Regions from separate parts of the Homo sapiens genome. Here regions 1 and 2 are each linked to region 3. Evidence: chromatin contacts called from ENCODE Hi-C or POLR2A ChIA-PET data. All regions are on one chromosome and are shown on one strand. The core of a region is the stretch at or near the end of the contact, and the rest is flanking DNA. Distances in the headings are between cores, read along the strand shown. Region 1 holds the start of RNF41 (ring finger protein 41). Region 2 holds the start of DTX3 (deltex E3 ubiquitin ligase 3). Region 3 holds the start of TNS2-AS1 (TNS2 antisense RNA 1).

Region 1 (4,177 bases), core at 384-2,883, 3.2 Mb before region 3:
CCTTTTTTTTTTTTTTTTGAAACAGGGTCTCGCTGTGTAACCCAGGCTGGAGTGTAGTGGTGCAATCTTGGCTTACTGCAACCTCCCACCACAGCCTCCGTAGTAGCTGGTACTACAGGTTCGCACTACCACCCTCGGCTAATTTCTGTATTTTTTTTGTAGAGACAGTTTCGCCATGTTTCCCAGGCTGGTCTCGGACTCATGACCTCAAGGGATCCGCCCACCTCGTCCTCCCAAAGTGCTAGGATTACAGGCGTGAGCCGCTGCACCTGGCCATACTACTCTTCCCCGCCCCGCCCCACCGCTCCACCCCGGCAAAGGAGTCTTGCTCTGTCGCCCAGGTTGGAGTGCAGTGGCGCGATCTCGGCTCACTGCAATGCAACCTCTGCCTCCCGGGTTCAAGCGATTCTCCTGTCTCAGCCTCCCGAGTAGCTGGGATTACAGGCGCCCGCCACCACGCCCGGCTACTTTTTTTGTATTTTTAGTAGAGACGGGGTTTCACCACGTTGGCCAGCCTGGGCTCAAACTCCTGACCTCGTGATCCACCAGCCTCGGTCTCCCAAAGTGTTGGGATTAAAGGCATGAACCACCGCGCCCGGCCATACTACTCTTATCTTACTTATCTCAGAGTCCCGCTAGAAGACAGCAGAAAGGAGGCCTGAAACTTTAGTTCCTTTTGGGACCTGTCAAATTGTCCACAAAAGGTAGCTAGCTCTGTATTGTTGTGTATAAACAAATTACATAAAGATATGTGTGTATGTGTGTATTAATGTGCATTAGCATTTGCTTAGCCAATGTCCACAATAAATACCATACTATTTAATACCAGATTAGTCTAGGAAGTCATGTGATTGTAATGCCTTGGTTTGCTTAATTAATCCCTTATCTGCTCACGGAGCTCTTTAGGCTCCACATTGACTTCCCTTGGATCCCACGTTCTCTACCGCCCACATCCCCAACACCACGGTGTTGTAAGCTAAGGAAATCAAACCCCAACTCAGGAAGAGGGAAATTTTTTCTCCCTTCCTTCCTCTTAGGTGTTTCAGGGAACTCCACAAGTGTTCGGGGAGCCATCGTGGATACGGCAGGAGAGCGCCTGGGAGAGAGGCAGACAACCCGTTGAGCACCCCAGATCTAAGCTTTGCGGTCAGACTCCCTCACTCCCCACCCCGCGGCCGCCTTGTTAACTGCAATATCCATTCCCATGACAGGAGTCAAGGGGTTACGAAGCTCTGGGATGCTGACCAGGGCTCTGGAAAAGGGAGAGGGGCCGGACCCGCAGCAGGTCACGCTGCAGGCCTGCCTCTCCGCAATGATCTCGCAACAATCTGCGTCAGCTCTAAGACACAAGTCACCTGCACCCCTCCAAAGCGAAGCGTGGCCGGCCAGGCCCACACGTTTTTGCCGGGAAGAACATAGAGTTCTCCCTCCTAAATGGCTACATAGTCCTGGCTGGGACCATATAGACTCTAGACTAGACTTCCTGTCTAGAGTGGAGGCCTGGCCAGCCTTCGTCCCTCCTCGTAGGCAGCTCCTGGCTGCTGGTGTAGGGGCTGAGTTAAACAAAGAGGCGGGGTTTGGTGACGAGCTTCCGCCGGGTTGCGTAGCAGCGGTGGGCGGGGCAAAGGATCCGTCTGAGGCGGCGACGAGTGGTAGGAGTCTTCTTTCCCCTCCTTCCCCTTTCCCTTCCCTTCCCGGGAGAGGCTGGGACCCGGCACCAGGGCAGTACTGTGGCCGCTGCGGCCTCAGCTCCGACTGGGTCAGGTTGCGGAGACTCCAGGCCGCTTCCAGGGCGGTGCGTACTGCGCCTGCGCGATCTTCCACCTAAAAGAGGGTGTGGGAGGGGAGGAGGTGATGTCCCAGGGGTATTGGGGCGGGGGGTTGAAATAACTGGGGTTCAGGAGGAGGGATGGTGGTAGAGATAAAAATGTGAGAAGGGAGCAGCACTGGCGAGGAGTCGGGAGGTGAGAAGGGGGCTCTGGAGAACGGGTTGTTGGGGAAGGTCCATTGGAATAGGGGAGCTTTGAGAAGTGCGGGAGGGGGCCGGGGCTAGCTGGAGGACCGGCACCTGCAGAACTGGGGGAACAGCGTGGTGTTTAAATGGGCAATGATTGACGGGCCAGAAGGGGAGGAAGGGAGCATTCCGGGGGCCAGCCTGGGCAGGGGCGGTGGAACCTAAACCCCCGCCCTCGAAGCGCCATAGCTTGGCTCCTCTCCCATGCCTTGTCGTTGGCAGCCTTGTCCTCTCATTCCTTCCCCGCTCCTCACCCCCTCCCAGCCCTCCATGAAGGAATCTCACATTCTTCACATCCCTGCGCTTGGTTTGCAGCCTGGCTCTCTGGCAGGGTTCACACACCACACACTGGAAGGCCTTCCCTAACTCAGGACTTTGGGAAATTGGGTAGTGGGGAGGAGGGGGCTAGAGGAAGAGCAGAAAGCCAGGAGGGGTGAAGGCGTTTTGCTTGAGGGATTGACAGACTGCTTCCCCGTTCAGAAACTTCATTTCATTTAATAGCAAGTGGGGCTGTTATTGAGGCCACTGTTCTTGGGGACTGGCCCGTGATAGTGTTATCCCTTTCTATACAGGGGTTTTAGAGTCTGACAATAGGGCAAGAGACTGATAGTGTTGTTGGCTGATAGTTTTGCCCCAAATAAGAATGTAGTGGACTAGTGGTAGGGAATGTGAGTGATGCAATGTTAAGCCGACCGACCTGTGGCTAGCCCTGCCTTCTAGTAAAAAGAAGGAACAAGCTTTTGTCAAGCATTTCCTCTCCGACTCTCAGTACTCTAAATTTATTTTGCATTCTTGTTTTTTTTTTTTTTTGAAACGGAGTCTCACTCTGTCACCCACGCTGGAGTGCAGTGGCACAATCTCGGCTCAGTGCCACCTCTTTCTGGGTTCAAGCGATTCTCCTGCCTCAGCCTCTTGAATAGCTGGGATTACAGGTACCTGCCACCATGCCTGGCTAATTTTTTGTATTTTTAGTTGAGATGGGGTTTCACCATGTTGGCCAGGCTGGTCTCAAACCTCTGACTGTAGCCGGGCGCGGTGGCTCACGCCTGTAATCCTAGCACTTTGGGAGGACGAGGCGGGCGGATTGCCTGAGCTCAAAAGTTCGAGACCAGCCTGGGCAACACAGTGAAACCCCGTCTCTACTAAAAATATAAAAAATTAGCCGGGGCATGGCTGCATGCACCTGTAGTCCCAGCTACTTGGGAAGCTGAGGCAGGAGAATTGCTTGAACCCAGGAGGCAGAGGTTGCAGTGAGCTGAGATTCCACCACTGAACTCCAACCTGGGCAACAGAGTGAGACTCTGTCTCCCCACACCCCCCGCCAAAAAAAACAAAACAAAACCCTGACCTCAGGTGATTGGTCCATCTCGGCTTCCCAAAGTGCTAGGATTACAGGCATGAGCCACTGCACCCAGCCTTATTTTGTATTCTGTTGCTACAAATAATCTTACTTGAGGATAACAGTATTCAGTATCCTTTCATATTTATTTATTTATTTATTTATTTATTTATTTATTTATTTTTGAGACAGGGTCTCACTCTGTCACCCAGGCCGGAGTGCGGTGCTGCGATCTCTGCTCACTGCAACCTCTGCCTCCTCGGCTCAGTTGACCTTCCCCCTTCAGCCTCCTCAGTAGCCGGGACTACAGGCACTCACGCCATCATGCCCGGCTAATTTTTGTATTTTTTGTAGAGACAAGGTTTCACTATGTTGCCCAGGCTGGTCTCAAACTCTTGGACTCAGGTGATCCACTCACTTCGGCCTCCCAAAGTGCTGGGATTACGGGTGTGAGCCACTGCGTCCAGCCTCCTTTCGTATTTATTATTTCATTTGATTTGCAGACAGTATGTATAAGGGGTGCGCGCGTGTATATACACATATATACACACACACACATATATACACCTTATATTACGCCGGGCGCAGTGGCTCACGCCTGTAATCCCAGCACTTTGGGAGGCCAAAGGTGGTGGATCATATGAGGCCAGTTTGAGACCAGCCTGGCCAACATGTTGAAACCCTGTCTCTACTAAAATATAAAAATTGGCTGGGCGCGGTGGCTCACGCCTGTAATCCCAGCACTTTGGGAGGCCGAGGCAGGCAGATCACGAGGTCAGGAGATCAAGATCATCCTGGCTAACGTGGTGAAACCCTGTCTCTAC
Region 2 (4,233 bases), core at 1,455-3,954, 4.6 Mb before region 3:
AGACCAGCATCCGCCCATTCTGGGGCTGGTTGCCCACCAGCTGCCCATAGAAGCGGCCGCACATGGGGCAGGCCTTTTTCACCTGCAGAGCCCGGGTGATGCAGCCCTCGCAGAATGAATGCCGGCACTTCTCCAATGTCTTGGCATTCTGGATCTCCCCCAGACAGATGGGGCAGGTGCTCTCCTGCTCTTCTGCCTCCTCCCGAAGGCGAGGAGGAAGAGGTGGGGGCAGGGGGGGAGGAGGAGGGGGGAGCCCCCGAGCTCCTGGGGGCAGAAGTGGGGCTGCTCGGAGAGGGGGTGGGCCTGCGCGGTGCATCTCAGGGTGCTCCCCTCCACCCCCCAGAGCCAGGCAGCCCATCAGCTCCCCCTGCCTCTGAGCTTTCTTCAGCTCTTTCTCTGCCTCTTTTAGCAGCCCCTTGAGAGCCTTCCGGGCTAGGTAGAGCCCATTTGGAGGGGCCGGGGGAGGACCCTGTGGGGAAAGCTGGAGAACATAGATGTCAGAAGTCTCGCCATCTATGAGGATGGACACACGGTGCTCCTCCCGAAGCCGGGCCAGCCGGGCTGGGGTCTCTTTGCTCAGGAAGTCCCACACGGGCTTGGACACAGTCACTTTGTTCTTGCAGGTGCCTCCACAGGCTGCCATTCTGGACAGGACGAACGACACTGCCCCCAGGGTGAAAGGGACTCAGGGTGGGGGGTCCCCATTTGACAAGTATCAGTGCCTCCTACTTCAGGTTCCTTCCAAACCCTCTATTACCTCTGTTTTCTCAAAGCCTAATCCCCAACCCTTCACCCAAATTCATATTCTGTCTCCCCTTATCTTCCAAACCCAAAACCCACTGAAGAGCAAAAAAGTTTCCAGAGCTATATTATCATCTAAGCCAAGTATCAGTCTTGTTTCTCCTGTCATTTCTCCCAGATCATAGAAACAACTTGCCCCTCCCACCTCTTGGGGAAAAATGGGCTGTTTAAAGGGGAGGGAGACTCTTTGCCCCTCCTTTTTGCTTACTTTGATCCTGAAGAGCTTAGAATTGGCATGCAGGCTCACTCTTCTTTCCCTGCTCCCTACTTGTAGGTCGTGTGACCTGGTAGGGCGGAAAAATGGAAGGAAAGTGAGAAACCCCTTCTCCCAATTCCCATGGCCCCCAACCCAGCAGCCCATGGAACAGAGACAGAAACCTGGGTATAGGTTACTAAGAATGGCATTACTTGGAACATGGAATGAAGGAAACCAGTTTAAGGGTGAAAATTGAGGATCCCTTGCGGGGGAGATACCTGGAAAGCCCATGGAAGATGATGGCAGCAGAAATCCTTCTATTTCCACTCAGCTGACCAGGACTGGGAGTGGGGGAAGGGTAAAAAGTTATGATGGCAAATGTTACCATTCCCCTCAGCCAACCCAGAAATAAAAACTCCCCTTCCATCTCCTCTCTTCTCTGCAGAATTCCATTATCAGCTTCTCCCCAAGTTGCTCAAGAAGGAACTTCAACATGCTAACCTTCCTCCTTTCTTCCCCAGCTCTGAGGCCCCCAAGAAAGCCTAGGGCACACATAAGAGAAGTCAGGAAAGAAAACGCCCACACAGGTGGAGGTCTTCTTGCCACCTCCCTCAGATCACATGGACCGGAATATTTCCTATGCTCCCCAACTCCTCGCCTGCTCCACATTGCCAAATAATTCAGCCCCTATTGCCAGGGAGCCTTCCTTGAGAGCTAACTCAGTCCCTTCTGCTGAAGTCTGTTAAGGATGTGAACAAAGTGGCAGCAGCCCCTGCAATAACAAAGTTCTCATTGTCACCTTTTAAACCCAGCACAGGCAGTGCTGTCTGTCAGCTCCCAAGTCTGGCATTTAGGGAGGGGCGGGGCTCACACAAGGGCTCAGCTGGAGGGGCCTGATGTTTTCCCTGAGTCTGGTCGCATTGGGCTACGGGGCTGTCTCCACAACACTTCCAAATGCAGCTCAAACAGAAAGAAGGGCCATTAGTGTGACCTCCATTTATTGACTGATCCAAGAAGGAGCAGCTGTCCCTTCATGCCTCCATCATCGTCCCCCAAGGCCAGATGCACCTCGAGATTCATAAGTGAAAATGGAACCCTAGAGTCTCAGCCCATACAGTCTATCCGCGATGCAACACTTCTCTCCCCATCACGGGGGACCCAGGACCTAGGTGTCCTAGGTCCAAGTCCTGCTGGCACAGAAAAGGGAGGCGGGGCCCCAGTTTAGGGTGGGTCTGTGATTCCTCTGTGGCAACCCAGGCCGGACAAGGAACCAGTCTCTCCCTCCAGACAGAGGCCAGAGGGAGGCACAGCCCGGATGGGCAAGGGTCCCTGGGGGCATCCACTGAAGCAGCTCCCGCCCTCCCCCCACGGCCTCCTCCAAGACCCGACCCGGAACCAACTCCCCACATCCCTCAGTAGCCAAAGCCCCCGGATCCCCACCGCCGGGTGGGGGTGCATGTCGGCCCGATCGCAGCCCTCAGAACCCCCGAATGGAGGCCAAGGCTGGAGGGTGCTAGAAAGATGATCGGCCGGGCACGGAGCGGGGAGCCCGGAGCCGCGCGCGGGGAGGGGAGGTGGAGGAGGGGGCGCCGGGGGAGCGGGGGGCGCGTGAGGGGTGCGAGCGGGGCCCGGGGGGCGCGCGGTGGGTGTGGGGGGCGCCGGGCTCACCTACCTCTCGTCAGCGCCGCCATTGCCGGTCACATGACTGAGGCTGTTGCTGGGATGACGGTCCGGGCCTTAGCAACAAGGAGGGGGAGACCCCGAAAGGTGGGGGATTGCAGGGGGTGCAGGCTGAGGAAAAGGGAAGGAGGGAGGACAGCACCCCCTTTCCCCTCACAGGTGATAATCACCGTTCCTTTGACCCCCTTCTATCCGCAAGCCCCTGCCCTTCCTCCCCAAAACAAAAATGGAGGCGCTGTCCCAGTCTTTGGAGGGAGGGGGTGGCGTCATGGAACTGAGGGTAGGAGGTTAAATCCCTGGAGACGCCACCCTACTCGCTCCCCGCTCCCGGCGGAGCACTCTCCCTTTTCTTTCCCAGCCAGCTGCGTAGCAGCTCCCAGGAGCTGGTGGTGGATGGGTGGGTGAAGTGTTGGTGGGTATATGGGGATTCGGGGGGAGGGCGGCAATTTTTTGAATCCTTATGGTAGAAGGGCCTTTGAGGAACAATGTGGGATGGGAAGAGTCATAGTAAAAAGAAAAGCATTGGCTCTAAAAAATAAACAAATCCGGGTACTAAACTATTTCAATCCCCTCCCTCATCTCCTGCCTCTTTCTAGATTGTTACCTCCTATGACCCCCACAACCTGCTCTCAGATGATCATTGGTCAGTGCCTCTGATTTTTCTTTCCACAAACAGGGATATGGAGGCTGGTGCAGAATGGGAAGCGAATACATTTTTTAAAAAGTGGCTCGAGGTGGTGGTGGTGTCAAGTGTATGGTTCAAATAGAGTTAAAAACTCTCAAAGAAGAAAAAAAAAAAGCTCTGCTCTGCTTCCCACATCAAGCAGTCTCCGCCCAATCCAACTCACTTCCCTGGGGCCACATCAAGCCAGGTTTTTCCACCAGCCAAAAGACTTCCTCAGCCAAGACAGGCAGGAATCTCCCAAACTGGCAACAACCTCTATTCATCCACCCCTTTTTCACTCCCCCCTCTAGACTGGAGGGCTAGTCACTTTCTTCACTTTCCCAGGACCCTGCTGTACTCTTCCTTCCCTCCAGGAAGAGGACAGCTTTCCCAGGAAGCCTGGGGGAATACTAGATTCCTTTTCTTTTAGCTGGTGGGCTGAGAGGCCTACTCACCTTTACAAAGATGGAGTGTTAGCAAGCCCAGAACTCTGGGAAGAGGAAGGGTCCCATCACCCTACTCTTCCCTGGCCCTCACTACCGCTGACCTCCCACAAGGTTAAAGACTAAGTTTTCCATTCCCGTGCACACCCTTCACAGCCTTTTTAAAAAAGTTCACAGCCATCTGTCTAGAAACCCACATCCTTAGTTAGGGGCCCAACACCTTGAACACCAGAATTCTTCAGCTGGTCTCTGCACCCTTAAACACAGGCTCCCTGAGAGAAGTGAAATTTAAAAAAAAAAAAAAAAAGGCATTTCTGTACAGAAATTTGGATTGAATAATTTATTCCCTGTATTATTATAGTAACAGGAGCAAATACATAAATTTTTATTAATAAAACAAAAAAGATGAAAAACAGAAGCAACAAATGAAGACATCCATACTGCCCATA
Region 3 (4,538 bases), core at 1,016-3,515:
AGACATAATTAGTTAAGATGAGACCATACTGAAGGAGGGTGGACCCTGAATCCAATATGATTGGTGTCCTTATAAGAAGAGAGGAAGAGACACAGACAGAGACACACAGGGAGAACACCATGTGATGACAGAGGCAGCGATTACAGTGATGTGTCTGCAAACCAAGGAATGCCAAGGCTTGCCGCCCACCACTGGAAGCTAGAAAGAGACAAGGAAGGATTCCATCCCGAGTCTCAGATGGAGCAAGGGCCTGCTGACAGCTTGGTTTGGGGCTTCTGGCCTCCAGAACTGTGAGAGAGTACATTTCCACTGTTTTTTGTTTTGTTTTGTTTTTGTTTTTTTTGAGACGGAGTCTGACTCTGTCACCCAGGCTGGAGTACAGTGGCACCGTGTGGGCTCACTGCAACCTCCGTCTCCTGGGTTCAAGCAATTCTCCTGCCTCAGCCTCCTGAGTAGCTGGGATTACAGGCGCCCACCACCACGCCCGGCTAATTTTTATATTTTTATATTTTTGGTAGAGATGGGGTTTCACCTGGCCAGGCTAGTTTCAAACTCCTGACCTCAGGTGACCTGCCCACCTCAGCCTCCCAAAGTGCTGGTATTACAGGCGTGAGCCAACGCACCCGGCCCATTTCCACTGTTTTACACCACCCTGTTTGTGGCTGCCCCAGGAAACTCTACAGACCATCTGCTGCAGACTATGTTGCAGTACTAGTGATAAAAGGGAGGTGGAAGTGCTAAGCTGACAGCAAAGGACTCTCAACGAAGAGGTGGGCTCCAGGGGAGATGGGTTCCTAAGGGGCCAGCTGGAGAAAGGGCCACTGGGGAAGCAGCTACTCAGGCGCTGGGAGCCTCACCCTGCAGAGATCTTGCTGTAGTGCATGTAGGCAGAAACGATGACCCCAAGCTTGCCCTTGTTTCCCTGACAGACAGAGAGACAGGGATGAGGGTCTGGGAGCTCCAGGCTGACCTGGAACCTCCAGGCACCAGGGAACCCGAGGTCCTGGCCCACCTTGCAGTATAGTACGACCACGTGCTGTGGGTCAGCACTGAGCCATGTCTCCATGGCTTTGCAGATGGAGCACAGCTTGTCCAGGGGTGGAGCATGCAGCTCAGGCCAGCCGAAGTCTTGAACCTGGGGAGAATGCAGGGGTGCAACTGGGGCCGGGGGCCACCAACAGAGAGAGATGGGCAGGGTGGAAAGGGGACAGGGCATAGGGGTCCGGGGGCAAGGCTGGGGGTCTGCTGGTTGTCCATGATAGCCTCGGCACTTTCCTTATCCATACAATGGGCTGATACCTGCTGCATCACGTTTTGGGGTGTCTCCAGTAATATATCATGGGAGAGTGGGAAAGTGCTTAAGAGTGAAGTAGATGCCAATTGCTACTATTAATAACGAGGAAGCTGGGGGCTTCTGGGGTTGGGGTGGCTTGGTTTAATGGTTGGGCAGGCCATTTCCTTCATACCTTGGGGTTTAAGCGGGTCAGGTCATGCCTTTTCTCTGAAAGGTTGAAGAGCTGAAATAAAGGGGGAGGGCTTTAGACAGAAATGATCTCCGGCAATGAGGCACGAGGTGGAGGTGGATCCTAAGTAAGAATCTTCCTCTAAAATAAGGTGCAGGCCGGTCGCAGTAACTCACGCCTATAACCCCAGCACTTTGGGAGACCAAGGCGGGCGGGTCACCTGAGGTCAGGAGTTCGAGACCAGCCTGGCCAACATGGTGAAACCTCATCTCTACTAAAATTACAACAATTTGCCGGGTGTGGATCGCTTGAGCCCTGGAGTCTTGAGACCAGCCTGGCCAACATGGCGAAACCCCGTCTCTACAAAAAATACAAAAAAAAAAAAAAAAAAAAAAAAAAATTGGCTGGGCGTGAGTGACGCACGCCTGTAATCCTAGCTACTGAGGCTGAGGTGGGAGAATCGCTTGAGCCCGGGTGGAGGAGGTTGCAGTGAGGTGAGATCGTGCCACTGCACTCCAGCCTGGGCAACAAAGTGAGACCCCGTCTCAAAAAAAAGGTAAATAAATAAAGAAAATAAAAAGGTAGCTAAGGCCCGGCCTAGCCAGTCACAGCCAAGTCGCCAGCGTTCCAGGATTCTCCGCTCCGCTCCAGGCCGCGCTCCGGGCCCCGCCCCCACCCCACCACTCTGGTCCCGCCCCCTGGCGGCCTCGCCTCCGCTGGTGACGTCAGTGATTAGCCTCGCCCATCTGGACCCTACATCCCTCTCATTGGCGGACTCCTGATGGCCCCGCCCCTCACCAGGTACTTGTCCCGGTGCTTGGATTGCAGCACATGGGCCAGCTCGCGCAGGTGGCCCCGGTGCCGCTGTTCATCGGGCCGCGCGGGGAAGGCGGCGGCCAAGATGCGCTCCGTCACGTAGGTGAGGTCTAAGTCCCAGCGCCGCTCCATGAGCGGGTCCAGGCTGAAGCTCCTGGGGAGGAGGAGCCTACGCATGAACGCAGGGGCGGGGCACCCGGAGGTGGCTAGTGTGACGGGAAGGCTGTCTGTTGGGCAGCAGGTGAAGCCTGCTGGGTCCTGAGGGTGGGTGGATCGGTCTGGAGGGAGAATACCGCTTTGGGGGTGGGGGGCTGTCCCGGGGAGCTCTGTTGCGGGGCAGTGCCCTGGGCTGAGGTGTGGGGCCGGCGGAAAGGGGGTCACGTGGGACCACCCCAGCACCCTCACTTACCTGGGCAGAGTGCTGCGCTGCTTTGAGTGGTTCAGAGATTTGGTGGATCCCTGGTGGTTAACAGACAGTGTCTAGACATCTCTTTGGGTACCCCCTACTCTAGACTGCCCACTCCAGAGCCATGCCCTTTTTGTCTTCAGGAAATCTAGATCCTTACTCCCAAAGCTACCTGCTTCCCCCTCCTGCTCCAGCATCACCTTACCAGGTGCTCTATGCGCCTGACTGGGGCCGTGTTTCGCCGCTAGAGGGAGATGGGGGAGGAAAAGGGAGTGGTTAGTTACAGCAGGGGCAAGGACCAATGTGGGCCTTGGGGACAGGGGAAGGGAATGTCAGTGTCCTTTTGAAGGCTGTACTGGATAAGGGGAGAGGAGTCCTACCCCCAGCAGGCCCAAGGGCACAAGATCAGCAGAGGACTCAGACAGTTTTTTCTTTCCTCATAGGATGAGCAATACCCACAGCACTCCGTTCAAGGTCATCTCCTGGGGGCCCTCTCTGGAGCCACCAGACCTCTGGACACCATGGCCAGGTTCCTTGCCCTCCCCACCCCATCCCAGAGCGCACTCACCAACTCCACGGGAGGCAAGGCCTGACAGGCTGAAGTCACCTGGAAGGGGACCGAGTAAGGAACTGAGCTCCTGGTGAAGGGCTCTCGTGGGCTTGAGGATGGGGCAGCCCCTCAGCTTCAGGAGGAAGGTGGAGGGGCCTTCAGTGGATGGGCACAGGCTCCAGCTGAGGTTGCGCTATTTAAGGGCACCTCCCCTCTGGCCTCTTGGTCCCCCACCCCCCAGGCCCCCCACTTGTTGCTCTTGGCGCTCAGCCCCCAGCCCACACAGACCCCCATTCATCCAGCTGTAGGGCAGGAGTTATATATAGAGCCAAGCAGGCAGGCCATGGCCAGGGATGGACACTGGCTTCTTTCACCGGGAGACCCCGCCCCTGGGCACACAGCTCCCCCAAGCCAGCTCCAGGGCCCTGGGATCCTCCTCCCCCTGTCCTGAAGGAAGAGGACCAGGGGACCTCTTCAGAGACAGGGCTGTCTCAGGTCCCCAGTGGACAGTGGGTGCTATCCACAGCTTATACCTGGAAAGGCCCAGTTTTTCCAGGGCCCAGGACAAGACCCGCCCAGGCATTTTGAGGACCCTTCCCCAGAGGGAAGGCACAGCCCATCCGGCTGCCCAGTCTCTGAAATCCTGCTCCCCCACTCCCCACCCACCCCACCCTTCCTCCTCCTCATTCTCCTCCTCTTCCCCACCCCCATCCTCTCGCCAGCTGCAGTCTGGGCACAGCACCAAGACAAACGCTGTCTTGCTGTCCACCCGCCTGGGCTGGCCAGCCCTCCAGAAGGCGGAGTAGGGTGGTTCTTAAAGGGCCCAGTACAGCACCCCTCCCACCCAGGAGGGGTTCCCCAGTGGTGAGAGGGGTGGAGGTGGAGGGTTGATGCCAGTGTGGTTGCAGAAGCCTGTTTGGGAGGAGGAAGGGACTCCAGACCCTCTCCCCCTATCAGGTAGAATCAGATACCCACCTTTGCTTCACATTTTCTGTGCGTCGCCACCTTGCAGACTAGGGAAGGTAAGGGGAGGAGAGGGGTTAGCAGGGGCCTGTGGGACAGTGGAAGGAATGGCCTTCCCTCATCTCCCAGACCCTGGAACCAGACCCTGGGACTTCCAAGATCCCACCTGGACTGGGCTGGCTGGGGCAGAGGAGCAGGGCTAGGTTTTGAGGGAAGAGTGTGGCAGTGGGGTACTACTGCCCAGGCCAGGGGTAACGTTCCAGGGTGGGTGGAGGTGAGGAGGAAGAGAGGGAAGGAAGACTACCGTCACAAGTCAGGATGGGAAGGTGATGGAGAGTAC

What was found. Hi-C counts contacts between places; a loop is a spot of excess contacts on that map. ChIA-PET counts read pairs that join two places held with the same protein, here RNA polymerase II (POLR2A). Pooled maps may share reads with other maps.
Region 1: a pooled map shows a loop between it and region 3 (2.2-fold over the local background). The contact joins the promoter of RNF41 here to the promoter of TNS2-AS1 in region 3. A Hi-C loop is called at or near these places in 1 of 50 pooled maps. POLR2A ChIA-PET finds 5 or more read pairs at or near these places in 2 of 52 experiments (T-cell and naive thymus-derived CD4-positive, alpha-beta T cell).
Region 2: a loop to region 3 is called in a map of Right ventricle myocardium inferior, with 8 times the contacts of the local background. The contact joins the promoter of DTX3 here to the promoter of TNS2-AS1 in region 3. A Hi-C loop is called at or near these places in 1 of 168 maps with a recorded cell type or tissue (Right ventricle myocardium inferior) and 5 of 50 pooled maps. POLR2A ChIA-PET finds 5 or more read pairs at or near these places in 1 of 52 experiments (naive thymus-derived CD8-positive, alpha-beta T cell).

What each region holds. Positions count from the first base shown.
Region 1 is chr12:56,219,378-56,223,554 of GRCh38, reverse strand. RNF41 (ring finger protein 41) reads left to right here and starts at 1,633. Exons shown (of 7, transcript NM_005785.4): 1 at 1,633-1,795. It also overlaps a transcript of NABP2 not described here. RefSeq lists enhancers at 96-390, 1-740, 1,222-1,441, 741-1,675, 1,662-1,711.
Region 2 is chr12:57,603,295-57,607,527 of GRCh38, reverse strand. DTX3 (deltex E3 ubiquitin ligase 3) reads right to left here and starts at 2,704. Exons shown (of 7, transcript NM_178502.4): 1 at 2,670-2,704; 2 at 1,797-1,957; 3 at 1,276-1,338; 4 at 1,010-1,085; 5 at 1-663. The coding sequence starts at 1,010. It overlaps PIP4K2C (phosphatidylinositol-5-phosphate 4-kinase type 2 gamma), which reads right to left. Exons shown (of 10, transcript NM_024779.5): 10 at 4,110-4,233. RefSeq lists enhancers at 2,310-2,822, 2,823-3,334.
Region 3 is chr12:53,052,165-53,056,702 of GRCh38, reverse strand. TNS2-AS1 (TNS2 antisense RNA 1) reads left to right here and starts at 2,265. Exons shown (of 4, transcript NR_033854.1): 1 at 2,265-2,382; 2 at 3,129-3,307. It overlaps TNS2 (tensin 2), which reads right to left. Exons shown (of 29, transcript NM_170754.4): 3 at 4,211-4,248; 4 at 3,254-3,292; 5 at 2,891-2,929; 6 at 2,689-2,738; 7 at 2,262-2,433; 8 at 1,467-1,517; 9 at 1,013-1,135; 10 at 858-922. RefSeq lists an enhancer at 2,983-3,222.